Linked DNA regions of Homo sapiens: regions 1 and 2 are each linked to region 3. Evidence: read pairs that join two places in POLR2A ChIA-PET (ENCODE). Cell type or tissue: OCI-LY7. All regions are shown on one strand.

Region 1 (2,500 bases), 170 kb after region 3:
CTCTGGAGTTACTGGGGAATCACTACTTTGGGCTGAAGCCAACAGGGATCATGGAGTAGGGAACCCTGTCTTTTATGCATCTACCATCCAACAGACAAATACTTAATAGGCATGGAAGACCTGCCCTCTTAATGAGGCTCCTCCCGGTGACATGGTTCTGTCAGAAGGACTTATCTCAGGAGGTATATTGAGTTTCTCATGGCTGTTGAGACCTGGTATTTTCTTTTAGGTAAGCATTTCTTTAATATTTAACCCAAATTCTCTCAGTTGAATATTTAACTCAATTCTAATGTGTTGTCTTTGCTAGAAGAATAGTTGGTCATTGGCCTCACTCTATCTTCAAATGAAGTGCCCTTGAGAACATGATGAGTTTAGCCACTGATGGTCCTTGAATAGGCTGATGCCAAAACATCTTAGGTCCTCCCTGGTAGAGTGTTTTCCTTTCTTTCTTTCTTTGTCTGCAGAATTACCCAGAATTATCTAAATAATCATTCCCCACATCACCATTATTGACGAAGTGATTAACCCTCACTTGAATTCATTTTGGAAATCCCCATTTTCCTGTGCCAACCCCTCTCCACTGTTCCAATGTTCCAAACTATTGATCAGTTTTCACTCTCTCTGCAAGATGCCCTGGATTTCATTTTGAACAACCTGCTGGTCAAGGTATCCCTGGTGCATTAACTCAAAACTAGACACACAGGCACCAGCTCCTTGGAAAGGATCCCTCTTCAGTCATTCCAGACTCATTTCCTTGCTTGACTAATGTTGAGGAAAAGTTCAGGAGCCCTTGAGTTGTTTTCATGTTTGCCAAACTCAATGTTGGAAGTGCCAGGCTCACCAAGACCTCCCAGGTATTGCTCCGGCCAGCGGCCAGGCTGCAGAGAAGAGAAAAGTTAAACCCCTCCTCAGTAAAGGAAGCAGGACTTTTTTCCAGGAGCATGTTGAGGAGGAGGGGCTTCTCAAGAAATATGTTAAATTAAACCAAACAGGAAAGGAATCTAAGGGTAAATGATTTAAACTATCCCCTTTTCACTTTTGCTCAAGTTCTGTCTGTGAAATTTGCTTCTTCTCTCACTTGGGAATTACAGACAAACATCATATTGGCTGAGGTTATAAAGCATATTAGATTTTATTCTAGAAAGGAAATGGTGTGACAAATCTGGTATTTTTAAAAAATGTCACATATAGCAGTACACATTTTCATATAGCAAGTGTTTATTCCCTAAGACACACACACACACACACACACACACACACACACACACAGAGTAGAATATTTTTATTGAAACCTGGGGAGATGTTTCTTCGACAATACCTTATGGGGACAACTATTGTATCTTCCAGCTCCTTAAATGTTCCTGCTTACTTTTCATAATTGAAATTGCTCAGAGAAAGAAGGAAGTGTTCATCAACTGACAACTATATATGCAAATCTCTGAAGGGTAGCTATGCTGGAATGGTTTTTATTTGTAGAGCATTGGTCCTCACAAGCAGTAAAAGCATCTGGATTTAAGACTACAGAAATCTGAAATTGTTGCTTATAATCTCCTTGTAGAGTCAACAGGAAGAATGCATTTTCCCCCTCAGTAACAGAAGAGAAAACGCAGGCTCTATTTGCTCCGACTTCCCCTTTTCCAAAGTGAAAGGAAGAGTTTTTCAACTGAAGAACCTCTTCATTGAGATCTCAAAAGAAGCTTGCTAATAACACTAATTTATCGATCAAGTTTCCAGATGAAATTAGCACCTACTTCTTCAAGAAGACAGACAAGAAGTGTGAAGAGGGAACGTGGCAATCATAATCAGCACTAGTGAAAATATTCTGCCCCATGAATAGCAACAGTTCAATCAGCTGCGTGGTAGAGCTTGAGCTGGCATTTATGAAAATGTTTGCTTGCTCTCAGCCATTTTCTCTAAGTTGAGGCCTGTGCTCATTTACAAAGAAGACCTATTGGAATAATCCCTTGGCTGTCTAAGTCGAGACACAGGAATCAGGAATCACACTGGAGCTTCACATTCCTGTGATTTTCTGATGACGCCTTCCTGGACCAGCAGCAAACCCAGAGGACAGCATACGACTAGGGGGTAGCACGCTATTTCCCATCTCTATGCTTTATGGGAGAGGATGAGTGACTTACAGTCACTGTAAGTAAACTTGCGCTGGTAATTGAATTAGAGCTGAGAGAGGGTTTTCAGACAGGGCCACTAGTTTGTTTGCAAAATGAGTTGATTCGATCTTGGCTTAGCAGCTGCAAGTCAAACAACCTATTGAGCAAACCCAAGGTAAATTTCAGCACCCTTTAGTATCAATGGCATTCGAGAATGAACACATTCAGACGCTTTGATTTTTAAGATGTCATTTATTTAAAGCAAAATCAGTTTATATTCTCAAGGGGTGGATTTCAAAGATATAAAAAGAAAAGTCATTTTCGGAACAAACAATTTTGTTCAATTTCTATATAAAACCTAAATTACACTTTTTTTTTTTTTGGAGAGTAGA
Region 2 (2,500 bases), 83 kb after region 3:
AGAATGAGACTCTGTCTCAAAAAGAAAAAAAAAAAAAGAAAATGTCAAAAAGAGAAGCAACCCTCACCTACCTTGAAGGAGACTCAGAAACGGCTGTGGAGGAAATTGGACTTGCTGCAGACAAGTAGGGTGGGAGTTTCAGCTGCTTTGTATAGGCTTTAAATAGACGTGTTCCCTTGGCCACATACACACACCCAAGTTCATACATATGCCCACAAGCATGTTGAAAGCTGGAGGACCCGGGGAACATTCAGGTTACTTTTGTTAAATACATGAACTACCATATATCCTGAATCTTAGAAGAGAAATGTATATAACCAGAAAATGATATTACCTTATACTCAGACTGTCTTTGTGGGTGATGGGGGACAGTGATTGATAGTAAGTGAAGGGAAATGAAACCATACAAGTAACAGAACTGCAACTAGAGGGAAAATTATTTATTCAAGCCATATGTAAATATGTGCCTTTTTGAAAGTACAGCTTTGTCACTCCTAATGGTTTTAGACATCTGAGAGGGGCCCTGTGCTATAGCCCAGAGAGATCACTGTTTCGACCCGGGGAATTCAGGTTCTATTGACATTCATTTTTATAAGGAATACAGTAGATATCTGAGTAACAAAAAACAGTCTGTAATTATTTACATACATGAAATAATCCTGTTTGTATATTTGAAATAACTGCTATCTATTAACAGAAAGAAAATATTAGTATACAGTAGGTACATCCAGTCATAATGGGCAGTTTGACATTTCTGGAAGAGCCATCTGCAATAAAACAATAGTATTGTAAATATTTGCAAGACAATAATTAAACTCAGCACTGAGGTGAACTCCACACTGATTTTAGTTATTGTTTTTCTTCAGATTCTACAAAGAGTGAAGTACTCCAAAGAAATCTTTACATTCTAAAAAGATCTAGTTTTTATCATGATGCATTGTTTTAATACTCTAAAACTACTTGTCTGTGAGACTATGCTTTTTAGGAATGAATGTGATTCTGTTACTTCTAATGTGATGACAGTAACTCCTGGGTACATTTTAATCTTTGCAATATTTTAACTCAAAATAAAAACCATCCACTAGTGTGAAATATTTCAATGACATGATTCCAATACAGATTCAAGATGAAAACATCAGGTTTCCTTCAAAAGGAATTTTACTCTCCTTTTAGGAAATTGTGTAGGTATTTATATGAGTTAATTTTGAGAATTTTTAGCTAATCATACATTTATTCATCAGTAAGTGATTGAAATCGAGTCCTTTTAGACAAGGAAACCCAATTAAGATGGTGTGGTGGTTGAACTGGGTCCCCTCAAAAAACATATGTTGAAATCCTAATCTCCAGAACCTCAGAATGTGACCTTATTTGGAAATAGGATCATTGAAGATCTAATTAGTTAACATGAGATCATACTGGAATGGGGAGGCCTCCTAATCCACTATGATTGGTACAGGATGATAACCATGTGAAGACAGACACACACAGGAAGAATGTCATGTGACCATGTGACCACAGAGGTAGTGATTAGAGTTATGCAGCTACAAGCCAAGCACTGCTTGTGACACCAGAAACTAAGAGAAAGGCATGCACAGATTCTCCCTAGAGCTTTTGAGAGAGCATGGCCCTACCAACGCATTAATTTCAGACTTCCAGCCTCCAGAAGTATGAGATGATAAATTCCTGTGTTCTGAAGCCACCCAGCTGTGATATTTTGCTATCACAACCCTGGGGAATAAAAACAGATGGGAACAGATGTACCCACCTGTCTTTGTGTCTATGACATAGTACAAAGGGCATAGGCTTTGGGGTCCAGCAGAAATGGAAATTAACCCCAACCCAGTCAATTCTTTCCTATGTGACTTTACACAGGGTAATTAGGGTAGCCGATTTCCTCAGCAACATGATAGAAATAAGATCTTCATAAGATACAGGCATGGTGGTGCATGCCTGTAATCCCAGCTATTCAGGAGGCTGAGGCAGGAGGATAATTTGAGCCCATGAGTTAGAGACCAACCTGAGCAACATAGCAAGACTCCATCTCAAAAAAAAAAAAAAAAAAAAAAAAGATTGTTGAAGGCATCAATTGGTGATTGGTGAATATATGAAAGTTATGGGACACATAGTTTCTCAAAAAATACTAATTTACAACCTGTATATATGAGCTCATTTAAGTAGTCCGTTAATATTATTTTATGTGGTCAAGGAAATTAAAAGCTTTTTTTTCTTTTCAATAATTAAAAAAAAAATAGTATCTATAAATCTGAACTTCTAGTGACCTGGATGTTCAGTAACATTTTTGTCAGTAATGATAAAAAAATGAATTATTCATAGTTAATGGGAAATAGACAACCATTTTATTTATGTGCTCTACAGTTCTGTTCAGTCAAAGAAACTCTAGTCCCCTGGTTTAAAGAACACTCTGGAAAGGAAGTGTCCCACACAAGAGATGTGGTGGATGAAAACTCCCTATAAAAAGTTTATCCCTTTAATTATATGC
Region 3 (2,500 bases):
AACCTAACAGGTCCGGAGAACTGTCATATATTGCTTACTCACTTTCTTGCCCGCATTCCTGAAAGGAAGACAAAATTGCAGCTTCCCCTTTGTGTGTGTCTGTTTCCTATCACCTCTACTACCCCTCTGCATCACTCAGATGTACTATAACATGGTCAATGACCTTGGTCATTTGATTTTCATTAACACTCTTTTGCTTCCCTTTTGGAGTAGGGGAGGCTTTCATTTTATATCCATCTTTTGGGTATGCAGATGTAGGCAGAGATTGTTCTTTTCTTTTTCCAGAAAAATATAAATCCCAGGGCAATGTATCATTGATTCCGGTTTTCACTTAAATACCTACCAGGGTCAAGAGAGATGAGCTGTCATCTTTGTTTTGTCCTGTGTGCAAAAATCCCAACTTACAGGAAATGACGTTGTATCAGAAAACTTCCTAGGAAGTACAGTGACTGATGTGAGCTCAGCAGTGGTCCCACCTTGCTCCAGGGAGATGTCACGCTCTGTGAGAGCAAAACCAGGAGAGAGACTCTGCCACCCCAGCTCCAGGCCAGCCACGGCCCCCCCGGGGCTCCATCTGAAAAGACAGCAGCATCAGTCTCCCACCTCTTAATTCTCATTTCTAGAGCAAAATATCATTTTGTGTCAGCTTGTGGTTTTACCTCTAATTAAGAGCACTCCTATTTTCTTTCACCACTCTCAGTATGTTTGTATTTGTTGTTAAATAGCGTCAGAAAATACTTGTAGAGAGTAGTCTAAAGGAAAAGTATGTGGCATGGCGGGACAATCAAGGTTTTAAATAAATATCAATGATCAGTTTTGCTTCCACGTTTTGAACGTATAGAGAAGAGTGCTTTTACAGTTTTATACCGGATCAGCCATGAATCTGATCTTTACTGTTCACTATGATGCTGCATGAAGATTGCATCCAGTTGTTTTGTAAGCTTTTCTATTGAAGTCTTAGCTCTCTGACTTTAAGTGTCTGGGGACAGGGTTACTGTCTGTAGGGTACAGGGCTACTGTCTGTAGGGGACAGAGCTGGGTTTGCCACTGCCACCTCCAGCCTCTTGAAAGTTGTTAGCTTCCTTCAGCACAGCTGAAAGGGTGTTGGAGTGTTCTCAGTCCCAACAGATGTAAGCAGAGGGCATCTACTCTTGGTAGGAAGGGTCACATTAGGTCAGCTGATGGCCAGATGCTGAACTCTGGGTTGGGTTGCACCCAATCAGGAACTACCCCCACCCCCAGTACACTGATGTTCCATACCAGACACTCCCTTTGCACTCAGGTCCAATTTCAGCATCCTTTAAGTTGCTGCTTTGGGACTCCAGAGTAATTACCCCCACACTTTAAACAAAATCCATTTCAGAACCTGCTTCCTCCCTGAAATCTCTATGCTGAAACTATGCAATCTTCCTGCAGTTATTCTAAAGCATTAAATAATAAACAATAATATTTCAATATGTATATTCTGCAATAGTATGCACACACGTTGGTGAATATTTAGAGCTAAGTGTTGGTCCAGAGTCAAAGCAGTGAGAAATAGAACAGGTATGAAAATTGAACTTAAGACTAAAAAAGAAAATCAATGTCCTTCTGAAATTATGTTCCTCCTTCCGCGTCGTTAGGCTTTCTCTGATCTCTAGAGCATGCCAAAAGTTCAGGCACAAATAAACCATAAAAAGAGAAGTCTAGAAAAATTCTCCTTTAAAAGAGATGTATTAAATCTAAGATCTTTCACACAGTTATATTTTAAAAGAACACAGTGAGCAAGGACGATAAGTTAAAAGATAGTAACAGAGTTTTGCTTTTTTTTTTTTTAAATAAAATTGATTAAAACACTCTTGGCTGCCCTTCCTTATCCAGCCTACGATCCCATGCCATTAGTTGCTTGTTTTTTGTTGTTGATGTTGTTTTTTAATAGTGAAGGCTTGAAAATGAACTTTTGGTGTTAAAGGCCAGAATAATGGTTACCTTTGTGGGAAATTGATAAGAGGTGGCCTGAGGAAGCCCCCTGGGTGTTTGATCTGGGTGGTGGCTATAGGGGGTTGTGCACATGTGTGTGTGTTTGTAAAAATTTATTGACCTGAACACATAGGACTTGGCACATTACTGAATGTAAGTTACACCTCAATAAAAAAGAACTTAAAAATGAGGGAAGGTTTGAACTACACTAGTTTAAAAAGAGGTGGAAATTGTGTTTCTAGTTACCTTCATGCAATGCCCTGAGCTGCCTGACAGCTCACACGTGTGTTCCGTGAACACAACTGTGGACCGAAATGCTACACTGCACTTTGCAGGTGCATTGAATCACCCATGAATCTGAGGGGTGTCTGGCCACCAGCAGTAACCTCAGTTTGAAGGGGATTGTTAGTTCCCATGCATTTAAGCCACTTCAAAATTATTCAGTGAAAAACAATGACTAACTTTGAGGCCATTGCTTAATACATATAATGTATGACATTTTTCAGGAAATGATTCTCTAATACTGGGATCTAAATGAATT

The links. ChIA-PET counts read pairs that join two places held together with the same protein. Peaks named below come from ENCODE experiments on the same cell type or tissue, not always from the same donor. Only the 100,000 strongest peaks of a DNase experiment are listed, where the experiment ranks them.
Region 1: POLR2A ChIA-PET joins it to region 3 with 5 read pairs; 1 of 35 experiments calls an interaction of 5 or more read pairs at or near these places.
Region 2: POLR2A ChIA-PET joins it to region 3 with 7 read pairs; 4 of 35 experiments call an interaction of 5 or more read pairs at or near these places.

The regions. Positions count from the first base shown.
Region 1 is chr18:3,492,100-3,494,599 of GRCh38, forward strand. No RefSeq gene overlaps it. Among named protein-coding and RNA genes, the nearest start is that of GAPLINC, 27 kb to the left of the region's middle. In OCI-LY7, no CTCF peak of the experiment used is centred here; a DNase peak (open chromatin) is centred at 1,512; H3K4me3 peaks cover 1,591 bases; H3K27ac peaks cover 2,011 bases.
Region 2 is chr18:3,401,683-3,404,182 of GRCh38, forward strand. No RefSeq gene overlaps it. Among named protein-coding and RNA genes, the nearest start is that of TGIF1, 47 kb to the right of the region's middle. In OCI-LY7, no CTCF peak of the experiment used is centred here; DNase peaks (open chromatin) are centred at 119, 409 and 1,509; H3K4me3 peaks cover 1,762 bases; H3K27ac peaks cover 2,039 bases.
Region 3 is chr18:3,319,061-3,321,560 of GRCh38, forward strand. No RefSeq gene overlaps it. Among named protein-coding and RNA genes, the nearest start is that of LINC01895, 30 kb to the right of the region's middle. In OCI-LY7, no CTCF peak of the experiment used is centred here; DNase peaks (open chromatin) are centred at 1,131 and 2,251; H3K4me3 peaks cover 1,047 bases; H3K27ac peaks cover 1,986 bases.